3 separate regions of the Homo sapiens genome follow, and regions 1 and 3 are each linked to region 2. Evidence: chromatin loops called from intact Hi-C (ENCODE). Cell type or tissue: GM12878. All regions are shown on one strand. Links, peaks and the distances in the headings refer to the core of each region. The heading gives the core; the rest is flanking DNA.

The links. Peaks named below come from ENCODE experiments on the same cell type or tissue, not always from the same donor. Only the 100,000 strongest peaks of a DNase experiment are listed, where the experiment ranks them.
Region 1: a loop joins it to region 2, with 10 times the contacts of the local background. A loop is called at or near these places in 43 of 110 quality-filtered maps.
Region 3: a loop joins it to region 2, with 7 times the contacts of the local background. A loop is called at or near these places in 35 of 110 quality-filtered maps.

Annotation. Positions count from the first base shown.
Region 1 is chr1:67,497,044-67,502,868 of GRCh38, forward strand. No RefSeq gene overlaps it. Among named protein-coding and RNA genes, the nearest start is that of LINC01702, 22 kb to the right of the region's middle. RefSeq lists an enhancer at 3,243-3,746. In GM12878, for the core only: a CTCF peak has its summit at 3,586 (motif pointing left); a DNase peak (open chromatin) is centred at 3,568.
Region 2 is chr1:67,210,531-67,215,530 of GRCh38, forward strand. The region is part of intron 6 of IL23R (interleukin 23 receptor); the gene reads left to right. Among named protein-coding and RNA genes, the nearest start is that of IL23R, 47 kb to the left of the region's middle. RefSeq lists an enhancer at 4,835-4,974. In GM12878, for the core only: CTCF peaks have their summits at 1,291 (motif pointing left), 2,826 and 4,019 (motif pointing right); DNase peaks (open chromatin) are centred at 4,009, 4,301 and 4,501; H3K4me3 peaks cover 725 bases; H3K27ac peaks cover 1,651 bases.
Region 3 is chr1:66,993,532-66,999,356 of GRCh38, forward strand. SLC35D1 (solute carrier family 35 member D1) reads right to left here. Exons shown (of 12, transcript NM_015139.3): 12 at 5,819-5,825. Among named protein-coding and RNA genes, the nearest start is that of SLC35D1, 58 kb to the right of the region's middle. In GM12878, for the core only: a CTCF peak has its summit at 2,697 (motif pointing right); a DNase peak (open chromatin) is centred at 2,710.

The DNA.
Region 1 (5,825 bases), core at 492-5,491, 290 kb after region 2:
AGCATCTTTTTCCATCCTTTTTAAGAGATAGAAACCGTTCTTCTGTGCTCCTTACAAAGAGTTTTATCTTGGTTCCTAATAAAAGCATATATATTTCATCCACATGGCCTTAATCTTGAGAACAGGAATTTGTCTTCTTCATTTTTTTTTTTTTTTTTTGAGATGGAGTCTCGCTCTGTCGCCCAGGCTGGAGTGCAGTGGCGCCATCTCAGCTCACTGCAAGCTCTGCCTCCCAGGCTCATGCCATTCTCCTGCCTCAGCCTCCCGAGTAGCTGGGACTACAGGGGGCATGCTGCCACGCCCGGCTAATTTTTTTGTATTTTTAGTAGAGACGGGGTTTCACTGTGTTAGCCAGGATGGTCTCGATTTCCTGACCTCACGATCTACCCACTTCGGCCTCCCAAAGTGCTGGGATTACAGGCGTGAACCACCGCGCCCAGGTGTCTTCTTCATTTTTTTACCCATGAATGCATTAAGGTAATGTTTACGTACTTTAGAATCAATTAAAAAATCATCAAGTACTAAACAATCACCCAAAATAAATATCTAGTTATGAAGTATGATGGGTGTTGTGAAGAGGACCCTAAGTCACCTGGTGGTAAATGCCATAATAATGGCTAATAATAATAGTCACAGGCACTTGGCAAGTGATCACTGTGCAGCTGTCATCATGCTTCATGTAGATTATCTCATTTAATCTTCAAAGCAATTGGATGAATATTATCTCCACGTAGGGACATATGTCTGACTGCTAAACTTGTACAGCTCATGGTGGGTGGATTTTGACTTTCATCTTTTGGCATTAATGACTGTGTTAGACTGAATAATGTCCCTCCACTCTGTCCACCACCCAGTTCCACATCCTAATTCCTGGAGCCTCTGATATGTTATAATACATAGCAAATGGACTTTGAAGATGTAATTAAGTTGAGGACCTTGAGATGGGGAGATTACCCTGGATTAGTAAGGTGGGTCCAGTGTAATCACAGGGGTCCTTATAAGAGGAAGGCAGCTGAGTCAGAGAAAGAGGGAGAGGTGAGGATGGAAGGGAAGCAGAGGTTGGAGTGATGCACTTTGCAGATGGAGGAAGGGGCCATATGCTAAGAAATGCAGGAGGACTCTAGAAGCCAGAAGAGACAAGGAAATTGATTCTCCCCTAGAGCTTCCATATGAAATATAGCTCTGCCAACAGCTTGACTGTGGCCCCCAAGAACCATATCCATCTTCTGACCTCCAGAACGATAAGATGAATTTGTGATGTAAAGCCATTAAGTTTGTGGCATTTTGTTACAGTGGGAATAAGAAACTGACAAAGCAACTTTTTTGGGGACCTATCTGGCAACAGCTGGATGAAAAGCACCACATCAGAACACCAGGTTTTGTGTAGGAGGGCAAACCCCGTTTGAGAATCGTGTAAAAGATCTCCAGGCTGGGCGCTGTGGCTCATGCTTGTAATCCCAACACTTTGGGAGGCCGAGGTGGGTGGATCATTTGAGGTCAGGAGTTCGAGAACAGCCTGGCCAACATGGTTAAACCCTGTCTCTACTAAAAATACAAAAATTAGCCAGGTGTGGTGGTGCACACCTGCAATCCTAGCTATGCGGGAGGCTGAGACAGAAGAATCGCTTGCACCTGGGGGGTGGAGGTTGCGGTGAGCCAAGATCATGCCACTGCACTCCAGCCTGGGCAAAAGAGCAAGACTCTGGCAATAAAATAAAATAAAATAAAATAAAATAAAAAATCTCCAGCAAGGGGCATGAGTCTGAAAGCAAAAGGAGAATGGGAGGAGATGGGACAGAAGGTGTTGCGAGTGAAGGGACAAGTGGAACCAAACCCATCAGGCCCATGAGGCCCCCGTATGGGCCTGAGTGTGAATGAAGCCTGGAAGTTTGGGCTACAATCAGATCATGGAGCCTGACCTTCAGGCATGTCAGCCTCATTGACCAGGCACTGAAGAATCATTTGAGGGTTTTGAGGAGGACAGTAACTTAATCATGCAGTATTTTATAAAAATTATAGTATCTTCGCAAATTGAGGTGGTGAGATGACAGGGGCAAGGAAACCAGTTCTGAGGCTTTTTCTGAAGTCTGACCGATGTAATCCAAGTCTGAAGCAGGCTGGTGGCAGTGAGAAGGGAGCGGGGGAGAGTCTCCCTTCTATAAATCACACTAAGATAAAAGTTATTTATTTTTATTTTTATTTTTTTGAGACAGAGTCTTGCTCTGTTGCCTAGGCTGGAGTGCAGTGGTGCGATCTTGGCTTACTGCAACCTCTGCCTCCCAGATTCAAGCAATTCTCCTGCCTCATCCTCCTGGGTAGCTGGGATTACAGGCGCCTGCCACCAAGCCCAGCTAATTTTTGTATTTTTAGTAGAGACAGGGTTTCACCATGTTGGCCAGGCTGGTCTTGAACTCCTGATCTCCAGTGATCCGCCTGCCTCAGCCTCCCAAAGTGCTGGGATTACAGGGGTAAGCCACCATCCCTGGCTGAAAGGTTTTTTGTTGTTGCTGAGAGAGTCTCACTCTGACTCCCAGGCTGAAGTGCAGTGGTATGATCATGGCTCACTGCAGCCTCAATTTCCCAGGCTTAAGGGATCCTCCTGCCAAGGTCTACCAAAGTGCTGGGATTAGAGGTGTGAGGCATCACGCCTAGCCTAGATAGACGTTCTCGTACACAGCAGTTCTTCAAGTATGTCCCGGAGTGGTGTCCTTGAGATACTTTCAGGGAATTCTCAAGATTTAACTATTTTTTACTCTTACTCTCTCAGAGTACATAGTGGAGTTTTTCAGAGGTTACCTGACTTGTGAAATTGATAGGGACTCACTGCAAAAGGAAAATTCAGGTCTTTTCTTTCTTTCTTTTTTTCTTTTTTTTGAGATGGAGTCTCACTCTGTCGCCCAGGCTGGAGTGCTGTGGTGCCATCTCGGCTCACTGCAAGCTCCGCCTCCCGGGTTCAAGCGATTCTCCTGCCTCAGCCTTCTGAGTAGCTGGGATTACAGGCACGTGCCGCCACGCCAATTTTTGTATTTTTAGTAAAGACGGGGTTTCACCATATTGGTCAGGCTGATCTCGAACTCCTGACCTCGTGATCCACCTGCCTTGGCCTCCGAAAGTGCTCGGATTACAGGCGTGAGCCACCGCCCCTGGCTTAGGTCTTTTCTATTAAGACACACATTAAAGGGATTTGTAAAAAATGCATTTTTGGGGGGTTTTGGAAATTTTTTTTTTTGCAAAAATACTATTTATGCTAATATTTAATTATTTATTGTTGCTATTTTTAAATGGGTATATGTTTTAAACATTTCTCATTATTAATTTCTAATATGGTAAATATCTATATAACCCATATAAACAATAGCTCTTTGGGATCCTCAATAATAAGAGTATAAAAGAGTCACGAGACCAAAAAGTGTGATACCTACTGTTGGACATAAGTGCATTCACCTGCTGGATGGCGTAAGGGCTGAAGGCTTTTCCCCATGCCCCGCGAAAAGCAATCAGCCAGCCATCCTCACTCGCCCTGGAGGCCACGTAGCCGTGGCGCGTCCCAGGCTCGAGCTCCCTGGCCTGTGCTCAGAGCGCCCTCTACAGGCCAAGAGTGGATCCCACACCATTCTTGCTTGAATCTACTGCTCTGGCTGAACTTTTAGCCCAGGGGGAGTTTGAAGTTCGCGGCTGCCTGGCGCCTTGGAACAGGCGATAGGCAGCATCTACAAGCTTCATTTTCACAGGTGGGGGCTGCGGAATGGGGAAGCATCGTGCTGCAGTGACGAAACCACTAAACTGACCTGAATCTTGGTCCTGGCTCAGTCCACAACTAGGGTGGGGTCCCCTGACCTCCCTGGGTTTCAATTACTCAGGAGGAAACAACCCACAATGAACTAGCCACAAAGATCCTTCTGGCTCTAGCAGCCTATGATTCTAGGTGCTAATTGTCCCCACGTCTTACCTAGAGAAGGGGCTTAGTTCCCTGGCTACTGCCTTTCAGAGCTATCTTTGCTTTCGAGGTTTGGCTCAATAAGAATCTGACTTCAGGATGGGTCTTTGCAGTTATGGAGCTCATGGATTTTGTTCTTTAGCAAGTGCATTTTAAAACACCTTCTCAACACTTCATCGATTTATAAAGCAAATCATAAGAAGCTGGCATTGGCTCAAGCTCTGGGCCAATATATGCATTTTCTTATTTGAGCCACACCACAACCCTATTACCATTATTCCCACTTTACAGAGAGAAAAACAGAGGTCCAAGGAACTTAAGTAACTTGCCAAGATCCCAGAGCAACTGTATAGCAGAACGGGAATTCAAAACCAAGCAGTCTGGTTCCACACCCACAACACTATACCTAGCCCGGATAATAAGAGTTTGCATTTTTTAAGGTTTGCTGTGTCCCTGGAGATTTACATACATTATCTCATTCAATACAGCAATTCTACAAAGTAGGTATTATTATCTCAGGTGTTTTTTTTGTTTGTTTTTAGACGAAGCCTAGCTCTGTCGCCCAGGTTGGAGTGCAGTGGCTCGAGCTTGGCTCACTGCAACCTCTGCCTCCCGGGTTCAAACGATTTTTCTATCTCAGCCTCCTGAGTAGCTGGGACTACAGGTGCCGGTCACCACGCCCGGCTAATTTTTTGTATTTTTAGTACAGACAGGGTTTCACCATGTTGACCAGGCTGGTCTCGAACTCCTGACCTCGTGATCCAACTGCCTCAGCCTGCTAAAGTGCTGGGATTACAGGCGTGAGCCACCATGCCCAGCCTATTATCTCAGTTTTACAAGGAGGACACTTATTCTCACCCAGCTACTGAGTAGAATACTGATTTGAGATTTGACCTCTGGGACTGCAAAGCCTGTGCTGTTCATTATTATTCAGCACCATCTCTGTGCCAGGAAAAGATGAAGAACACCAACTGGGTCTTCAAGAAGCTTATATTATAATCTCCTTATGAGATAATAATGGTGACTGACATTTACTGAGAACTGTTCTAAGCCTTTACACATATGAACTCATTGAATCCTCACAATAACCCAATGAGATACAGATAATTACTATCCCAGTTTGCAAATGAAGAAATCATGGTACAAGGCAGGTGGGGTGCTAAGTAAATCACCTGAAATCCTACATTTGGTAAATGTTAGAGTTGGGATTCAAACCCAGGAAGCCTGGCTCTAATACTTGAGTTTTTAACCACTACATTATGCAAAGAGCAAATAGTTCCTGCAGAGACACAGAGGTCATTGACCAACTGAAAGAAGCTGTCTTCAACAGCTGAAAGAAGCAAGCCTGGTCTGCAGAAAGATCTCAATGTGGGAAGGAAGGTGTCGACCCCTCAGCCCCATTCCTTTTCAGTCCTGGTGTTCCAGCTGCCTATGAGACTGCTACATTTGAAAATTATTCCTTCTCAGCTGGGCATGGTGGCTCATGCCTATAATCCCAGTTCTTTAGGAGGCTGAGGTGGGTGGGTGGGTGGATTGCTTGTGCCAAGGAATTCAGGCTGGGCAACATGGCAAAACCCTGTCTGTACAAAAAATACAAAAAATTAGCCAAGTGTGGTGGCACGCACCTGTAGTCCCAGCTACTCAGAGTCTGAGGTGGAAGGATCACTTGAGCCCAGGAGGTCAAGGCTGCAGTGAGCCATGGTTGTGCCACTGCATGCTAGCCTGGACAGCAGAGCAAGATGCTCTCTCAAAAAAAGAAAAAAGAAAATTGTGCTTTTTCAAGTCTACATGCTAAAAGTGGAATTCAACACATTTCCCCCAATAGTTCTCTAAATGTCTCTTCCTTTCCAATAATGTCATTGTTCTCTCACACTAACAGGACTCAACT
Region 2 (5,000 bases), core at 1-5,000:
TAGCTCACTGCAGCCACAACCTCTTGGGCTCAAGTGATCCTCCTGCCTTAGCCTCCCAAGTAGCTGGGACTACAGTCACTCATCACTATGCCTGGCTAATTTATTTTTATTTTTATTTTTTTGTAGATTCTTGCCATGTTGCCCAGGCCGGTCTTGAACTAGCCTCAAATAATCCTCCCCCTGGCTTTCTCGTCAGCCTCCCAAAGTGCTAGGATTACAAGCATGAGCCACAGCACCTGGCCTGGCTTTTCTTAATTAACAGTTATGTATCAGCTGTGAAATTACCAGTTTTCAGCGCGTTAAATAAAGTGATATGTATTTAACACTAAAATACATTAAACATAACTTAATTTTTCTTTGGTGCTAAGCATGATTCCAAATCCTTTTGCTGTTTAAGACTGATTCTGAGTATCGGTTTTGCTATAGAGTAATATATCTTAAAAGTATCAAGAAGATGGGGGCAAAACTATACTAATTTTATTATATACCCTAAAAATTACTCATTAAAAGTAAATTCCTTACGTCAACTTGTTTACCTTTGTTCACTCAAATCATAAATGTGAACTTTATGGTTGTTTGCATACACTTAAATGGGATCCACGTTCTGCATCATTTGATTGATAATCAAGTGAAGATCCTGCTGAATTCCTTTTGCATATGCAGAATTTAGATTAAATTTCAAAACAACACAAATACAATTCTCAAGTCCTAGATTCTGAATTAATGGGGTTTTATCCTAATAAGACACCTGGGGTCCTTGTATAGTATCACAGTCATAGAATGATATTAAAGAATACTGAGTTTCTTAGGCTGGGTGCAGTGGCTCATGCCTGTAATCCCAGCACTTTGGGAGGCCAAGGCAGGCGGATCACCTGAGCTCAGGGATTGAAGACCAGACTGGCCATCATGGCAAAACCCCGTCTCTACTGAAAATACAAAAAATTTAGCCAAGCCTGGTGGTGTGTGCCTGTAATCCCAGCTACTCAGAAGGCTGAGGCAAGAGAATCGCTTGAATCTGGGAGGTGGAGGTTGCAATGAGCCAAGATGGAGCCACTGCACTCCAGCCTGGGTGACAGAGTGACTCTGTCTCCAGAGGAAAAAAAAAAAAAGGATACCAAATCCTCTTACTTCATGCAAATAGGAGTATGTAATAGACTAGAAAAAGTGTTTAGAAAATAGAAAGGAATTATATTATCAGTGTCTCTGAATAAGTTTTCAGAAGCCAACTGTTTTCTGGTTGAAACTCTTATTCTCTGCTCCCCCTGGTGGTGCTACATAGGCCATCTTGGTAACAGGTACATTTGAGCTCACTTTTCAAAACCTTCTCTTTATCAGAAGTGGCAAATAGAGTAGAAAGAATATTTGTTATCTCATATGCTCTTCATAACAATCCTTTGTGATAGGTAGTATTAGCTCCATTATATAAATAGGGAAATAGAGTTTGAAAGAAGTCAAGCCAGATTTTTTTGAACTTATACCGTCAGTAACTAAGTGCCTCTCACAGACTCTACATCACTTTAAAGACCAAATAAATATTTAGAAAATGAAAAGACAGGTTTCAATCCAAAGCCACTTCTGTCTCCTCCACCATTATTTTTTTCAGAAAGTTTTTTTAAACTCATGACTCCCTCAGTCAATCTACCACGTTTCCTTTAAACACAACCACTAACACAGAAAAAGTGAATTACCATTTCTATCCAGATCACTCAAGCCAAGTCACTGTAGCCAGAATGAAGCTTTGTTTACATTTGCTACTGTCAATTTCATCTGGGTCATGCATGAAGTGTTGTCTCTGCATGTCTGTAGGAAGACAGGAAAGTCAGAGTCAAGAGGAGTGGGAGGATACCAAAGATTACAGGTCTCTTCTACCACTTTAGCTCCGTGGTGGCATTGCCTCCATTAGATATTGCTGGAGGTGGGGGGTTTACTTCAAAGCGACAGGAAAGCCTTGTGGCCAAGAGCACAGGCTCTAGAGTTCAAAGCCTGGCTCTGCTACTTTCTAGTCATGCAATCTTTTTTTTTTTTTTCCTTTTGAGACAGGGTCTTGCTCTACTGCCCAGGCTGGAGCGCAGTGGCGCAATCTCAGCTCACTGCAGCCTTGACCTCCTGGACTCAAGCAATCCTCCTGCCTCAGTCTCCCAAGTAGCTGACCACAGGAGAGTGCCACCATGCCCAGCTAAATTTTAAAAATTTTTCTGTAGAGACAGGGTTGTGTCATGTTGCCCAGGCTAGTGTCAAGGTCTCTAACTGCTGAGCTCAAGCAACCATCCCGCCTCAGCCTCCCAAAGTGCTGGTATTACAGGCACGAGCCACTGCTCCTGGCTAAGTCATGCAATCTTTCTTTTTCTTTTTTTTTCTTTTTAGACAGAGTCTCACTGTGTTGCCCAGGCTGGAGTGCAGTGGCGTGATCTTGGCTCACTGCAACCTCTGCTTCCCGGGTTCAAGCGATTCTCCTGACTCAGCCTCCCTAGTAGCTGGGATTACAGGCATCGGGCACCACGTCTGGCTTCTTTTTGTATTTTTAGTAGAGATGGGGTTTCACCACGTTGGCCAGGCTGATCCCAAGTGATCTGCCCATCTCGGCCTCCCAAAATGCTGAGATTACAGGTGCGAGCCACTGCGCCCGGCCTAGTCATGCAATCTTGAGCATGTTTCTTATCTTCTCTGTGCCTCGTTATTCCCATACATAACATGGGGATAAGATAAGCCCTTATATCATGTGTTTGTTGTGGGAAAGGGGATCCAATGATGTAAGAAGTTAGCTACAAGCCTGGAATAGTGTAATTGTTCACTAAATGCTAGCTAGTAATGTTACTCTCTAGCCTCTAGGGGAGCCATGCAGCAGGGATAGTAGAGCAAAGGAATCCAACTGAAAGTCACAGTATTGAGGGTGCTTTTCAGCCCCTTTAGCTAAGGTACATACAGACTGTGAAGTATCTAAGGGAATTAGGCTGACGAGGCAAGGAGAATATGTGCCACGCAGCAGTCCATGTTTCAGGCAATGATGGATGGCATATATGATGGTGGTCCCATAAACTTATCATGCAGCTGAAAAATTTCTGTCACCTAGTGATTTATATTACAATTGCCTGCAGGATTCAGTACAGTAACATGCTTTATAGGTTTGTAGCCTAGAAGCAACAGGCTATACCATATAGCCTAGGTGTGTAGTAGGCTATACCACCCAGGTTTGTGTAATTACAATCTATGATGTTCGTACAATGATGAAATCGCTTAATGATGCATTTCTCAGAATGTATCCCTGTCGTTAAGTGACACATGACTCTAGTTATCTCTTGAAAGATGGTTCCAGGTCAAAGCTTCAGATTTTGTCTCTGGAGACACAGCTGCCTCTGGGAGAACATTTACAAACATCTTGCTCCCACCTCATTTACCTCTCTCCCTTCTGAATTCCCTAGAAGTCTAGCTTAGACCAGGTTGGAATATATACAGATTTTAGTAAAGGCTCAGAGATAGCAAGAAGAAAATAAATCTCAGCTGGGAGGGGTGATACAAGCCTATATTCAGCTACCTGAGAGACTGAGGCAGGAAGATCACTTGAGCCAGGGTTTTGAGGCTGTAATGCACTATGATCCCACCAGGGATAGCCACTGCACTGCAGCCGGGGCAATACAGTGAGACCCCCATCTCTATAAAAAGAAAGAAAATAAACATCTCAGAGAAAAACCACCTACTATGTAATCTTGATTACAAAATATAACTAGCTTTTCAAAGTTGGTTTGAGACCTGTCTTTTCATTTTCTAAATATTTATGTGGTCTTTAAAGTGATGTAGAGTCTGTGAGAGGCACTCAGTTACTGATGGTATAAGTTCAAAAAAATCTGGCTTGACCTCTTTCAAACTCTGTTTCCCTATTTATATAATGGAGCTAATACTACCTGTCACAAAGGATTGTTATGAAGACCATATGAGATAACAAATATTCTTTCAGTTCCATTTGCCACTTCTGACAAAGAGAAGGTTTTGAAAAGTGAGCTCAAATGTACCTGTTACCAAGATGGCCTATGTAGCACCACCAGGGGGAGCAGAGAATGAGAGTTTCAACCAGAAAACAGTTGGTTTCTGAAAACTTATTCAGAGACACTGGTAATATAATTCCTTTCTATTTTCTAAACATTTTTCTAGTCTATTACATACTCCTATTTACATGAAATAAGAGGGATTGGTATATCGGCTATCTACTGCTACGATTGAGGGAAGAGAGAGACCCTCTCATATTGTTTTATATTTTTTTATACTCAGTACCTGTTTTAAGAAAAAACAACAAGGAAGTAAAAGCAAAGACAGGCAACCCAGCACCAGGCCCGAAACCAGGACTGGGCCTGCCTGGCCAAAACCCAGTAGTTAAAAATCAACTCATAACTTAGAAAGCGATGTTATTCATAGATTCCAGACATTGTATAGAAGAACATTGTGAAACTCCCTGCCCTGTTTTGTTTCTCTCTGACCACTGGTGCATGCAGCCTCTGTCACGTACCGCCTGCTTGCTCAAATCAATCACGACCCTTTCATGTGAAATCTGTAGTGTTGTGAGCCCTTTAAAAGGACAGAAATTGTGCATTCGGGGAGCTCGGATTTTAAGGCGGTAGATTGCCGATGCTCCCAGCTGAATAAAGCCCTTCCTTCTATAACTCGGTGTCTGAGAGGTTTTGTCTGCGGCTCGTCCTGCTACACAATAATGTGTAACAAACTGCCACAAAAGCTGAAGGGACATATAACAATAAACATTTATTTCTCAATGTCAGTGGGGTCCAGCTGGTCTAAGGTGAGCTTTGCTGGAATTGGGCATGTGTTTGCAGCTCAGCTGGCTCACTCCTATGTCTTTGCATGAGCTCTCCTCTACATGTCTCCTGGTCCTCTTTCTGCCATCAACAGGCTAGCCTGGGCATGTCCTTATGGTGATGGCAGAGGGCAAGAGTACCTAAGGCCCAATCTTTCCAGTGTCTTTCAATCCTCTGCTTATATCAGGCTTACCAATG
Region 3 (5,825 bases), core at 492-5,491, 220 kb before region 2:
ACTGTGACATTTCTTTCACCCTCAAACATCATATACTTTACTGCTTGTTCTAGGAAGCTCCATGACCTCAGAGAAAAAGATAGGCTTTACAGAAAGGCAAATTTATATTCTAAGCAAAGACTGTCTCACAAATACCACTGTCCAACAATGAAACTTTCCCATGCTTGTTTCACCTCTAAAACAACACTAGGACTAACTTTAAAGGATTGTTTAGAGGATTAAAATGTGTCAATACACAAGGTGCTAAAAAAAAATGTGTAGCATGTAAAAATGGCTCAATAAATGTATTTTTACTGTGGTATAGCAGGCACTCTGTTTCTTGCTACACTTCAAATATTACCTTTTTGGAAAACTCTTGGAAACATAAGTTAGTCACCTCAAAGACGTTCCTCCTGCTTTTATACTCGGAAAGCATTGAGGTTAGGTGAAAGTACACCATTATGTTTTGTAAGTGAAAATAATTGGATCAAAACTTACTGGCTTACCTAAAATGCAGGACAATCAGCATTCTTGTAGATCAAAATCAGCTTTAAAAACATTTAGGTTTGCAAGCATGCATGCTTAGATGTTCATTAGGTCATGGGATGGCCATGTCCAGCACTGGACTCTCAGCCCTAGCACAGGTGGGCCATGAGCCCTTCGGGAAAGGTTCCGTTCACCTGACGACTCCGGTGAGATGATTAGTTTCACCGTCAGTGTCACATGGCCATCTTAAGTCTACTTTGTCACTATTAGCGCTGCAGCACCCTGAGAACTGCCAGTTTGATCCAGAGAGAAGCTGAACTCATAATTCTGATGGCTGATGAAAACAATAAGATATTAAGAAATCCAGGCCAGGCACAGTGGCTCATGCCTGTAATCCTAGCAGTCTGGGAGGCCGAGGCGGGTGATCACTTGAGGTCAGGAGTTCGAGACCAGCCTGGCCAACATGATGAAACCCTGTCTCTACTAAAAATACAAAAACTAGCCAGACGTGGTGGCACAAGCCTGTAGCCCCAGCTCCTCGGGAGGCTGAGGCAAGAGAATCACTTGAACTCGGGAGGCAGAGGTTGCAGTGAGCCGAGATCGCGCCACTGCACTCCAGCCTGGGCGACAGAGCGAGACTCTGTCTCAAAAAGAAAAAAAAAAGAAAAAAAATCCAAAGTGATAATGGGTGAAGTCTATTCAGCATCCTACAGTGGATTATTAAATTTTTAAATCTTAGTTGAGGAAACAGGTGTTTCAAATAATGTTCTGGAAACTATCAGGAAACCTGTTTTCAATATAGGCCTCAAGTTTTAATTAAGTATTTAAGGTGGTTTCTTGAAAATAATTAAATAAAATGCTTAATTAAAAAAATGTTCCCAAAGTTAAAATGGTCTCCTGAAGACACACATTTAGGCAAAAAAAGAAAAAAAAAAAAAAAGAAGAAACAACTTTAAAAAAAAGAGAAACAGTCTTATCACCTGTTAATTATAATTCCTAAAATAACTCAAATCCCTTTTCTTTTCTATGTAAAAAGAAACAACTGTACTTTAGGACCTCATCATTCTCACTAGCACAACAGCCTGCTCTATCTGATGCATTCACCTCCAGTTCTGCCCTTCCGTGATCCCCACCTGACAGTCATCCACGCAGCAATCCCAGTGATCCTGTCATAGTGCAAATCTCATCTGTAGTAGTTCAACTTAGTCACGCTGGTAGCCAGTGGGCTAAGTCTAGCTGGCAGATTTTTTGTTTTATTTCAATGCCTTTGAGCAGGTATGTACCCCAAGCCCCACCATTCACTCTAGGCATTCACACCTGGCCCCTGTGAGACATCTGAATTTGCCAACCTCTGACCTACAGTATACAATCCAAATACTGCAGCTGGTGTGATCTTTCTAAAACGCAAATGAGGCCATGCTTCTGCCCTGCTACGCTAAAAAAAAAAAAAAAAAAAAAAAAAAAAAAAAAAAAAAAAAAAAAAAAACAGACCAAAACCTCTGTCTTCATAGAGCTTGAAGTGCTATGGGGATGAAATAAGGGAGAGAAGAGAACATGGTGTGGTGAGGGCAGGGGAGCCTATTTCAGATAGGCTGGTCAAGGAAGACCCACAGAGATGAGGGGACGTACTATAACGAAAGATGCACTCCAATCAAGGAGTGGGACAGAGGCCCTAGAAGGTGGGTGGGCTGTCCCCGCCAGTATTTTCTCAGGCAAATCCTAGTTGTTTTTCAGGAATCAGCTCAAATGCCATTTCTCCAAGGAAACCTTTCCTACCATTCCCAGGTGGAATGAAATTCCTCCTCCCATACATTCATATGCATATCTCAGCTATACTTTCATAATTCTGTCATCATTTGTGAACATTGTCCTCAAAAATATTCACCGAAAAAAATTATCTGAAGGATAAATAGGCAGATATGATAAAGCACTCTTGATGAAACCCTCCTATTTCTTTCTCTAACAACGAGGGATGGTATATGAAATATATTCTTCAGAAAGAAAGGGGTTTTGAAATCAAAGTCCAGGTTTACATTTCTCATGTGAGTGAAGTTGGACAAATTCCTTAGCCTGGCTAAAGCCACCATTTATGCACCAGTAAAGTGCTGGAAGGACCAAATATGAGAAGGCACATTTTAGCCCGAACCCAGTGAAAACACATAGTCGGCCCTCAGTAAATACTGCTTTTCCTTCCTCTTAAACTGCTTTCCATCATTTAGCTGCCAAAAGCAGGTGTTGCCACAAGAGGGCACTTTTAGCACAGCTGGAAAAGCATAGCTGCTTTGCCTTCTCAGATTAAACCAGCCACCATCTCATGCTTAAGCTTTAAATCCACAGTGGGTGAACAATGAATGAAAAATAACATTTGACAAGTATAGAGCGGTGATGAGTTTGGTACTGCCAAGTCTATTACAGACAGACTTAAGAGAAACGAGAACCTAGCATGGTGGCGAAGAGCAAGGGTGTTTGAAGTCAGACTGATGGGGGTTTGAATGCGGGTTCCCTGACCACACCGGGCAAGTGTGCCTCTCTGAGCTTCACCTGTAGATGCCAGGCCTCTAGTAGAGGATGGGTGCTGGCCCCAGTGAACTCAGTCTGGCTTGATGGATGGATGAACCAATGTATACATAGGCCCCAAGTGATGAGAACTGTAGGAAAGAAGAATTGAAGTTACCTGGTAAATGCTGACCCACTGTGGGTACACAATGGCACTAGCTCTGTGCTTTCTCCTCTGAGCAGTGCATCATCTATAGCGTTGCCCAATACTGACAGCCTATGCTTCAAGGAAGCCAAGTGAGACAAGAAGCTATCAAAAAGATGAATTCTAACTTCAACAAATTAGAAAAAAATCAGACTCTAAGAGGGTTTTTTAAAGTTGATTAAAACACATGTGTTAAGGACAATCTCTTCAACAAATGGTGTTGGGAAAATGAAATATCCACATGCAAAAGAATGAAGTTGGACCCTTACTTTACAACATATACAGAAATTCACTCAAAATGTATTCAAGATCTAAATTTAAGACGTAAAATTATAAAACTCACATTGGATTTGGCAGCATATCTTGGATATGCCACCAAAAGCACAGGCAACAAGAGTAGAAGTAAATAACTGGACTACATACAAATTTAGAACTTTGCTGTGCATCAAAGTCAATGGATATAATCAAAGGAGTGAAAAGGTAACCTGTGGAATGACAGAAAGTATTTGCAAATAACATATCTGATAAAGGGGCTGGGCACAGCACCTTACACCTGGAATCTTAGCATTTTGGGAGACCCAGGCAGGCAGATTGCTTGAGCCCAGGAGTTTGAGACCAGCCTGGACAGCAATAGCAAAACCCCGTCTCTACAAAAAAATTAGCTGGGTGTGGTGGTATGCACCTCTACTCCGCTACTCAGGAGGCTAGGGTAGGAGAATTTCTTGAGCCCAGGAAATTGAGGCTGCAGTGAGCTGTGATCATGCCACTGCACTCCAGCCTGGGTGACAGAGTGAGACCCTGTGTTAAAAAAAAAAAAAAAAAATATATATATATATATATAACCCCTTTAGATATAGATATATCTGTGTGTGTATATATATACACACACAGATATAGAGATGTATAAAGATGTATCTGTATATATATGCAGATACCCTATATCTAAAGGGGTTAAATATGTATTTACAACATATACAGAAATCAAAAATATATTCAAGATCTAAAGACATAAAATTACAAAATTCTTAGAAAACAGGAGGAAAGCTGTTAAATATATATATATCCTTAAATATATATATTAATTTAATAATATAAATATTGTTATTTATATATTATATGTTACTGTTAAAAAAATATATATATATCTCCTTAGACATATATATCTAAGGGGGTTAAAATCCAGAATATAAAGAATTCTTACAACTAAACATCACCTCAAGCATATGAAAAGATGCTCAACATCACTAATCATTAGGAAAATACAAATCAAAACCAGAACAAGATTATCATATCACATCCATTAGGACGGCTACAATCTGAAAAACAGAAAATAACAAGTGTTGGTGAGGATGTGGAGAAACTGGAACCCTTGTGCACTCTTGGTGGGATTCTAAAATGGGCCAGCCATAATGGAAAAGTCTAGTGGTTTCTCAAAAAAATTAGAATTACCATATGATACAGCAATTTCACTTCTGAGTATATACCCAAAAGAAAAGTAAGTGGGATCTTGGCTGGGCACAGTGGCTCATGCCTGTAATTCCAACACTTTGGGAGTCGGAGGCAGGTGGATCACCTGAGGTCAGGAGTTCGAGACCAGCCTGACCAACATGATGAAAACCCGTCTCTACTAAAAATATAAAAATTAGATGGGCGTGGTGGTGCATGCCTGTAATCCCAGTCACTCCAGAGGCTAAGGCAGGAGAATCGCTTGAACCCGGGAAGTAGATAGAGGTTGCAGTGAGCCAAGATGGTGCCACTGCACTCCAGCCTGGGCAACAAGAGTGAAACTCCGTCTAAAAAAACACACACAAAAAAGTGGGATCTTGAAAAGTATTTGTACACCCATGTTCATAGCAGGATTATTCACAATAGCCAAGAGGTAGAAGCAACCCAAGTACCCATCAACCAAAGGCTGGATAAACAAAATGGTACACATACAATGGAATATTATTCAGACTTAAGAAGGAAGGAAATTCTGACATATGTTACACAACATGGAATAACATCAAGGGCGTTATGCTATGTGAAATAAGCCAGCCACAAAAAGACAAATATGGTACGATTCCACTTATATAAAATACCTAGTGTAGTCAAATTCATAGAAACATAAAGAATGGTGGTTATCGATGACTGAGGTGAGGGGAAAATGGTGAGTTTCTGTTTAATGGGTATGGAGTTTTAATTTTGCAAGGAAATGTTCTGGAGATTGGTTGAACAACAATGTGAATATATGTAACACTACTAAACTGTATGCTTAAAAATGTCTAAGATGGTATATTTTATGTGTATTTTACCACAATCTTTTTCTTTAAAAAAGGTTTAATATGCTTCTCCCTCTGACACACCTTAATGTGCTTCCACCTCTGCTGAGTCTGCTTGTACCAAAATGCCTCTACTTGATGAGTAAAGCTACTCAGGAGCTTGGAAACCTGATAATGCAGTTGAAATACCCTGAAAACAGAAAGATTAGCACTTCCTTCCTTCTAATTTACCACAAGTATGCCACAAGACACTGGATATTCAGTCATACATACTATTCATAAAAGCATTTGTATATAAAACAGTATTTTCTACATATGGAGTCTCAATCACCTAACAGGATGCCAACCTCTAAAATATGGGCAGACTTCTGGCTCTGGATTAGTCTCTGTATGCAGTT